Regions from separate parts of the Homo sapiens genome. Here region 2 is linked to region 1. Evidence: chromatin loops called from intact Hi-C (ENCODE). Cell type or tissue: B cell. All regions are shown on one strand.

Evidence for each region. Hi-C counts contacts between places; a loop is a spot of excess contacts. Peaks named below come from ENCODE experiments on the same cell type or tissue, not always from the same donor. Only the 100,000 strongest peaks of a DNase experiment are listed, where the experiment ranks them.
Region 2: it touches region 1 in a loop (2.8-fold over the local background); 16 of 110 quality-filtered maps call a loop at or near these places.

What each region holds. Positions count from the first base shown.
Region 1 is chr2:179,126,961-179,131,960 of GRCh38, reverse strand. The region is part of intron 10 of SESTD1 (SEC14 and spectrin domain containing 1); the gene reads left to right. Among named protein-coding and RNA genes, the nearest start is that of CCDC141, 79 kb to the right of the region's middle. In B cell, CTCF peaks have their summits at 1,937 and 2,153 (motif pointing right); a DNase peak (open chromatin) is centred at 2,120.
Region 2 is chr2:178,960,104-178,965,103 of GRCh38, reverse strand. CCDC141 (coiled-coil domain containing 141) reads left to right here. Exons shown (of 24, transcript NM_173648.4): 5 at 3,621-3,874. Among named protein-coding and RNA genes, the nearest start is that of CCDC141, 88 kb to the left of the region's middle. In B cell, no CTCF peak of the experiment used is centred here; a DNase peak (open chromatin) is centred at 1,923; H3K27ac peaks cover 1,227 bases.

The sequences.
Region 1 (5,000 bases):
ACCCCCACTTTATTGGGAGTATATAGTACAATTAAATGCCTGAGAGTGATAGCAGAATTGCTGCATTAAACACAACTGATGGAGAGTAAGTCCAGAGGGTGCAGAATATTTTTCCATTCTCTGAGCATTTAGGGGTCCCTTTTGTATTTGTGAAAGGGGTAATCAGACAAATCACAGGTATAAAATTGGGAAATAAATAGATTCTTAAGCAGATTATAGATAATAATTGTTAAAGATAATTTAAAATTTAACAACTTGTTATGTGAAAGAAGCTGGTGTTCGTTAATCTCCTGCTCTGTTACAGTTAATTCTTCATTACTGAGAAAGAGATCATCCAGTTTGTGGACGGGGTAGCTCACCCCCCTCTCCCTAAGGTCATATTACTTTGGTAATTTAAAATAGATTAAATACAAAATTGGAAAAATAAAATTTGAATCCATTAATTCCCTTCTCCTTAGGTTGTCTTAAAAAAGGTGGTCAAAATGTTAAACTCTGGACCCAGATGAGCATTAAGTACCGTCGGAACATTAATTTCTGCAACGTTTCTTCTTTCCTCTAATTATGTTGGATAGTATTAGGAAATGTCCATTTTTAACTAAACAAGATTAAAGAATAAGTAATATGGTTTGCTTGGGAATAAATTTGAATGAATGAGTAAATCTCATCTTTACTAGAATTTAACAATATCTGATTCTTATTTTTCTTCTAAATGTATTCCATTTTGCTTAGTTTCCTCATATTGCTTTCTTTGTAATGTTCTGTAAATCAGGTATAGCAATTACTGGTATTGGCAGAAAATCTACTACTATACCCTAAAGCAGTTGTAATCTAGCTGAAGGAATAATAAGAGATATTACAAGATTTGGAATTGTCTAAAGGCACTACATATATATTCCTTGCAATTTTTCTAATTAGTACTTGTAAAAAACTTGAAAATGAAATCTCATAATTGAAAATCGATTTATTTTATGCATTTCACAGGTTCCAACATAATGGTTCTTCCTTTTATACTAAAATAATCATATTACAAACCCTGTTCCTGAGGATATAATCTTTTAATTCTCTTGGTACTTTTAAAATAATGTTTTGATTTTTTTTTTAACATGGATTGTGATTTGTTTGAACCTGGTAGACTGTTCTAGAACATGTTACTATAGTTAGAGTCTACAATTTGTTCCTCTCTTTAGTTCCTAAAAAACTGTATTTACTCTAGAACATTCTAGACTTCACCTAAGGGGATTTAGTTATGAAAGTATTCCAAAAGTTCTTTTTAGGAAGGACACATGGCACATGAGGATTCTAAAGACAGGATTTATCTATATTTTATTATTTTTTTTAAATGCCAAGATAAATAATTACAGTTAGAAATTGGATTGTATACATACTGTACTGTACTCTAAGTTTACAAAAAGACTTCAAAAGCAAATTTCATATTGCGTATAGTATGGATGAAATTGCAGATGATGTACATAGAAATTGCTATGTTCAGATGTTGGTTTTGTATTTTTAATATATTTATAAGGTTTTCAAAATCAGCTTAAAGAAACATCGCTTAAGGGTGGCCCTTCCCATGTGCTTAAGCTTACTTATAATGTGGAACCAATATATAAAACTTTTGAATTGCAAAATACCTTATAGATTATTCTAATATCTTCATCTTACTTTATAGATGAAAAAACTGGGAAGCTACGTTTTTTGATCAGTGAATAGTTGGACTATTGTTAAGACACAGATCTCTTGATACCCAGGGGGGATCCTTTCTCTAGCTGTCTCTTAGAGAAAGCTACTAAATTTTACAGATATGGTTAAGCTACAGTAGTTTTTCATTCTTGTACTTTTAATACTTAGGAATGTACATATACATTGACATCTGCATTTATAGACATGACCTAAAGAAACATTGATGGCTATCAAGAGATTTTATTTCCTTAAATCATGTGTGATATTTGGGTTTTGTTTCAGAATTGGGAGGTAGGAACAGATTGAATGGATGGGAGTGTATGTGAAACAGAATTACCCATGAATTGATCATTATTGAAGCTGGATAGGAAGGAGTTCATTACACTATTCTTCCCACTTTTGACATATTTTTAAAAAGCCAGTTGTGCTGTTTTAGCCAATAGGTGGCACTGCATTGTCACCCTGAGAATAGGTTGGTTGATGCTGGATGAATATTTTAGCTTATGATGTTTAAGATATTCTAATATTTTATTAAAAGCTTTCTTTTCTCTCTGTAACTAAGAGTTAACAGATTAAAGCATTATTGGAATTGTTCAAGTCTTGTGAAAGTATGACTAATTTCTGGCATTGACAGCTGTTAACGGTAGAATTTGAGAAAACTTTTAACATACAATCTTGCATTACCAGCTCAATGTCATATATTAAATTTTATGTCATATATTAAATTTTAGAGTCCATATAAAAGCATAATGCAGAAATAAAGCTAAAAACCCCAAATTTGTTAGGATATTAAGTTTTAATACATAGAAAAATGAAATTTCTGCCAACCTGTAGTTCTAGTTCAAGGATTGGTAATTAGAAGTTAACTTGGTTTTTTAATAGAACACAACAAAAAAAATAAGGTACATGAAAATGGTTATAGTAACTGACAATAAATTTAAAAGCAGTTTAGTTCAAAAATCTAATTTTATGTTTTGGGTTGAAGAAAGTGTGTGGTAGGAAAAGCGTGTGTGATAGGAACATCGAGGAGCATAAATATCTGAAACTACTTCAGAATTTTGTCACTATCCCACCATCTCATAGTGCTGAGTTCTGGTCTACAAAGAAACCACTTTCTCTGGTGCATTATGCAGAACAGGTCTACCTGGCGAATCAAGACTCATTTCTCCTAATGTGTAGTCTGAGTATAATCACCTTTTTAACCCGAGTTGGCACTGTTTCCTTCTGCCTACATATGGATTCACATTTCATGGTATAAAGTATAAATATCCATCATTTCACCAAGTATGCGTCACTGCCAACATGATTGCATTGTCAATCCTGACTGCTTGTGTCCTAAATGTGAACCTTCAAGCCCTTTTCTTACCATCTCAATCCAAATCCCATATATTGGTGTTTTTTTATTTTGCTATAAAATAATCATTTTCTACACAGTTAAATATACATAAGAGACAGACCGGAGAATGGCTGTAAGTGAACAAAATACACCTAAGGTTCTAGGCAGTCTACATTCTACTGGGTTTTTTTTTTTTTCTTTTCTTTTTTTTTTTTTTGAGACAGTGTCTAGCTCTCTCGCCAGCCTGGAGTGCAGTGGTGCTATCTCAGCTCACTGCAACCTCTGCCTCCCAGGTTCAAGCGATTCTCCTGCCTCAGCCTCCAGAGTAGCTGGGATTACAGGCATGCGCCACCACACCCAGCTAATTTTTGTATTTTTAGTAGAGACGGGGCTTCACCCTGTTGGCCAGGATAGTCTCCATCTCCTGACCTCGTGATCTGCCCATCTTGACCTCCCAAAGTGCTGGGATTACAGGCATGAGCCACTGTGCCCGGCCGTACATACCCGTTTTTTAGGAAGAAACATTTGGATGACTTTTTTTAAATACATGCAAATGTATTAGCCAGATTTTTTTGCTCTCCACATCCCAGAGAGACTATTTCTTTATGGCAACCTCAATCGGTAATATCAATGTCTCTAATTTCAGGTGTTAATTTCTTGAGACATACTAGTCCTCACAATGTATTTACATCCCTGGTCAGGTTGCTGGAGCCTATATTTTACAAATTCAAACCAGGAAATAATTAGCTCCACAGTGGTGATTCCTAAACCTTAACAGGCATAAGAGTCATCAGAGATGCTTGTTGAAATATATATTCCAGGGCCAACTCCAGATACTGATTTAGTAAGTCAGGAGTGAAGCTTAGACATTTTTAATAAACACCCCAAGTGGTCTAATGCTGGTAGCTCTGAAAAGTGCTATTCTAGGACTCTAATCCTTCACTGCTTTTCTCAGAATCGTTGCTATTACGTCTTCAAAGAGTTAAGCCTATTTATTTAGAGCATTTAATGATATGTAAGTACTATGAATAAGGTATTGAAATCCTTTTATATTTTAGAGCATGACAGTGATAATTTTCTGAGGTAATATTTTCTACTTTAAAATAGTCTCTGTTAACCATTATAAACTATGTAGTTTAAAAATATTCTATGCTTGTTATTGAGTTAAATCCAAACAATAACTGATAAACAAGGTAAGACAGATATTATCATCACCATTGGATATAGGAGGATTTCTCATCCTCAGCAGACTCTTGAGACTTTGGGCCAGATAAATGTCTGTCGTAAGGGCTGTCCTGCACATGGTAGGGTATTTTGCAGCATCACTGGCTTCTACTTACTGCATGCAGTGGCATCCCCATTCCTCAGTTGTGATAACCCAAAATGTTTCCAGACACTGCCACATGTTCCCTGAGTGACAAAATCACCCTCTGTTACCTACTTAATGTAATGTCAGTAAATCTACAGTGATTAATGTTTTATACCTTCAATCAATGAATGTTAATTGAGCACATACTATGTGTCATGTGTTGTTCTAGGCTTTTGCCATATAATACTGTCTTACTATATGGAATTTACATTCAAGTTGGGGAGCGGAAAGCAATATAGGTATAGATTTTAGGAAAGGCCTCTCTGAGGAGATGACATTTAATCAGAAACCTTGAAATGATGTCGAGAAGTAATCCAAACAAAGGGCAATTCAGATAGAGGACACAGCAGTAGAAACACCCCAGCACAGGAAGATGATTGAGGAACAGCAAGAATGTTGGTGTGGCTAGAGTACAGGGAGCAAAGGAGAGTCACAGAAAATAAAGTTTTAGAGGAAGTCAGGAGCCAAAACATGTAATGTCTTTTAGCCCATGAAAAGAAACTTGAAATTTATTTTAAATGTTATGTGAAGTTATTTGAAACTTTTGGACAGATAATTAATTTATGTTTTAAGCAAATCACCGGCTATTGTGTGGAAAATAGGGAACAGAGACTA
Region 2 (5,000 bases), 170 kb after region 1:
ACTCATTTGGAAAGTTTATTTAACAAGCTGTAAACCTATCCACATTGTGTATACCTATTATACCATCTTAAATTGGTTATTTATACTTAATAATTGTGGCAAACTATAGAGGTATTAATATAAAATATGATGTATTTTATGAACTTTAATGATAATTTTTTAGATAGATTGAAAATTAATCAAAACAATTAATGAAAATTTATCGACTATCTTCTAAGTTCATATCACAAGGTATTGTGTCAGTAAGTAGGATTTCGTATGTGCTGATATACAGTCTTTAAAATAAATTGACTGTAAAGATGTTCTTGAAGGTCACAGTATATCTAGACAGTTTACTCTTGGGGAAAAACACATCACTTTGTAAGATCAACTGATGGAATAAATAGCTAGGAAAATGTAAACTGTGAAAAAGAAAAACGTAAGAAACTGAAAGACCAAGGGAACTGGCAGAGGAAACTGAGGGGAGAATCCATCCACCTCAACAGCCATCGTGGTAGCAGGTAACAGACTGACTCAGCCTGGATACATTTTACAAGTTAATGCTGGCTCAGGAGGCTGTGTGCCTGGCAATACTGTGGTAGTTGTTATGTTATTTTGGCAGAGGGTGAAACAGAAAACCAGAAAAAAAATTTGAATTTTAATTTTGGCTAATTGTTCATATTCTCATGGGAACCATAACAGGTTGACCATTAGTCTGCAATACCCTGAGGGCCTAAAGTTGTGCCTCCCTCTCATTTGCAAAGTCTAATGTGTAAGAGTTAGTTAGAGGAAGGAAACCCTGTGGAGACCCTGTTGCCTTCCCAAACTTCTCGTGTGTGGGCTGTATGTGTGTGTGTGTGTTTGCGTGTAGCTGTTCACAATATCATAACAAGCTCTTCAATGCAAAGGAAAAATACTATTTCCCTCTATATATAAAAGGAGACTCCATCATACTTCTTACTTCATTAAGGCTATACAAATTAAACTATTCAGTCTGATAGGCAAGGCCTGCTATAAGCTGCTTTTACCTCATTTCACCAGGTGTGTCTTGGACCTCCCCATAAGAACTTGTTCTGAACAGACAGATCTTTTCCTGAACCCTACCCCCAGCCCCATCTTGTTCATGTTTGCTTCCATTTCTTTTTTCCAAAGAAATTGACTTGAATTATAATGTTCTCCCTGACTTTTCTTACGCTATTTACATTCTCCCATTCTTCTCACCTGGTTGAATTCTGTGGTTGTTTTTGTCATTCGTTTCTTTACGTTGTTAACTCACAATCAAATTGCCCAGGGAACATAATCACACTCTCGTCATTCTGAGCAGATACTACTAGCTAATATTTTACAGGACTGATCTAGGTCATGTGGAATAAACTACTTCAAATTATTTCCTTTTCATCTCAAAATGCCTTTTTACAATATATTATCTCATTCTCTCCTCCAGCTTTCCAAAAAAAAAAAAAGTGTCAATTGAAAGAGAAAACTGGCCCAACTACCTCAGCCTACATCATTGCGGTGTAATAAACTGCCAAAAGTTATAATGCTGTAGTTGAGTGCATCCCTATAGTGGAAAGAACACTGAGCTATACTAATCACAAGTCTTGAGTTTCAGCACCAGTTCAGTCCATTTTTATTAGTATCTGGCTTGGTAAGATGCTTAGTCTCTGAGTGTTCTCCATAGTTCCCCCAACCTGAAAAAAACAAAAAAAAACAGTATATTTGACGCTGTTATTCTTTCGAGATACTGTCCTAGCATTTTCTTTTCTTCTAATAACAAATGTCTCAAAGATTGTCCTGAGTGTTGCCTTCCCACTTCTCAGCTCACTTTCTTCTCACTTCTCATTGCCTTCTCACTCCTCAACCTGGTAACTTGGCTTCTGTTTCCATCACAAAACCCAAAATCTTCTTCTCAACTTCTCTTTTTTACATCTCTGGGGAACTTCTGATCTCTAACATTTGTAGCTCCCCCAATTTCCAACCCCTCTTTCAAAACATTTCTTCTCACTCAAGCATTCTACAAAAATGATTGCAAATTTCCTGTGCCAGTCACTGTGCTAAGTGCTGGGTGCAGTCATGGTCTCTATCCTCATGTTGCAGTGGAGCCTAGTGGCAAAGACAGACATTAAGTGTGAGAGTATTTGATCCCATCTGATTTGTACTTTGAGGAAGTGACAGTTGACATGAAATATGAGTACGGTAAAGATAACGAAGGAGGGTGTTGAGGATGTGAGTGGACATAGTGAAAAGTTCAGGGTCAGGAGAGAGTATAGCATGTGTGAGGAATTTAAAGAAGATAAGAATGAAAAGTGGAGAGACTGAGACAATTTGAAAAGGAAGGAAGAGACTAGACCATGTCAGACATAGTAATCTACATTAAGGGGTCTGTCTTTAATTTTAAGGCATTGGGGTGCCATTGTTGTAAGTGTGAGTGTGTGTGCATGCGTGTGTGTGTGAGAGAGACAGAGGAAAGAAAGAAAGAAGGAAAGGAAAGAAAGAAGGAAAGAAGGAAAAGAAAGAAAAGAAAGAAAGAAAGAAGGGGAGGGAAAGAGATGCTATGTTTAGAAAAGATCGCTGTGGCTAAAGTCTGGTGCATTGATAGATGGATTGGAGAGAGGATACAATTAAGAGAAGACTGCACATCCAGGCAACAAATGATGCTTTCCATGGTGAGGACAGAGAGAAGTAGACAGATGCCAGAGATAGCATGTAAAATCAACAGGTCTTGATGATGGCGGGATGAAGGAGAGGGATGTCATGGACAGCTCCTTCTTTCTGCCTGATGGAGAGTGGACAGTTCCCCAACTGCTCCTTCAATTGATCCCCAAGTGTAGATGCTCCTCAATGTGCTATTCTCAACTCTTTCTCCTTCTACACTTTCTCCCTTGGTAGTTCTTCAATTTTTAGGCTTAACATCCCAATTCTACAAGATGTTACCTAAACTTACAATGCTATTTACTCCAGAGATCACATACTGGTAGTCCATTTGGCAGATATCTATGCTTCATTATCCTGTGATTTTTTTAATTAAAAATATGAATTATGAAAGATTTAGAAGTCAGAACTTTCATATAAAATTTGCATTTGAAACTCTTTTAATAATTGGAAGTTCCATCAACACTGAACCCATATTCCTCATGTCAACTGTTCGCCAGAACTGAGTGACAGCTGACCCTTTTAGCAAGCATTTTCCACTTTGTCATAGTCCCTGATATCTGGGCACCTGGCCACCACATTTATTGAGTTTTTGTTTGGTCATACCAGGCACTAGCCTTTAAATCTCAGCTTCAGTCCAATCACCTCAGAATGTAGAACACTCACCCAGCATCATACCGCTGAAAACTGCAGCAATGTCAAAATCCCACGCTCATTCTACTCCCTGTCCTGAATCACACAATTGCTGAACAAAGCATCCCATCAGTTGGCAGTTAGCACTATCACAATTGTTCGGCTAAGGTGTTTGACCAGTTTTTTCTCTGAAGTACTGTAGGCAGTTTCTGTTTACATATTTTAATTCCTTGCAGCACAACTTGTTTTTTATTAACATAAAAATTACATATATTTTAAATTATGAAGAGTCTGAATATTGCTGTATAAAAGCTTGCTAATATCATTATTCTTTTTTCTTTCTAATTTTCTTCTAGAACTCTTGGAACGGTCTTTAGCCCTTTTAAACAAAAGTCAACAACTCACTGACTTCATAGAAAAATTCAAGTGTGAAGGACCTAATGTGAATCCTGAGTTGACTCAGGGAGCTCATAGCAGCTGTCTGAAGGTTGACCGCCTTCTTGAACTTCTACAAGACAGGAGAAGACAACTAGACAAGTACTTGAAGCAACAGTGGCAAGAATTGAGTCAAGTTCTGCAGATATGTCAGTGGGACCAACAAGAAAACCAGGTAACCCAAAGGGGCATTGGATGATGTTCCAGCCTCAGCTGATTAGTTGTTATATGGATTAACCATTCCCTGGGGCAGTTTGTCAGTCTTCATGGTCAAATCTTTTGGTCTTTGGTCCAAAAAGCTTTCATCCAAACTACCATGTTGTTTTTCCCTGTAAGTAACATAAAAACAAATATATGCATTTTTTTCATTATACTGTTGATTGTATAAATGAGAGAACACCTGTGGGTAGTTTTGAGAATGAATGTATTCTATTTTTGGATTCTTCCTTCCTTCTAGGTCACTACTTTTAGACATGTTGCTTTGACATTTTGAAATGTTAATTGCAATTTTCTTAAAAGTTGAAGAGGCATGATGCTGCTGAATTGTGCTAGATTGCTGCTTACATCAGTAAAAAAGTCTGTCAGCCCAAAATAGAGATAATGTTCTTAGAAGAGTAGTCTGATGCCAATCAAAAAATATGACCTTGGCCCATAGCTGCAGGATCTGTGGTCAGAGGGCTTTGGGGGTTGATGAGTTTGCAGGCTCATTAGAGCTCATTACCCAGGCTGCAGGCACATTTCTGATGGGTCGTCAATGTGCTTGACATGCATTCCTTCTGCTACAATTATTTGATGTGAAGAGTGGGCAGAACTCTCTTTGCAAACCCCCAACTCAAATAAGTGAGATGTTTGTCACAACAATTCTGATTGTCTTAATTCCATGTTTAAATCTGTACAGATTAAGTGGAAGGAATTTTTAGGGAGAAATTATGTGGAGGGAGGTCTCCTGGCCTAGATACACAGGAAAGAGGTTTTTTCATATGTTTAATATTATTACTCCATCCAAATTGAAGAGACATTCATATAGCTGGAAGCGCATATGAGTCCAAGAGAAACTGGTTCTTATTTCAAGCTGGAAAAATGAGAGCTTATCCATGATGATCAACCTTTCAGTTAATACTTATTGACCACTTACTATGTACCAGTTCCTATCATAAGTGCTGGGGATATGCTAGACCACAAGACAGTGCCTTTTTCCTCTAGGAAATTTTCTTCTAATTCAGTGTTTCTCAACCTTGGCACTATTGGCATTTGGTGCTAAGTAATTCCTGGTTGTGGGAGGCTGTCCTGTCTGGCACACT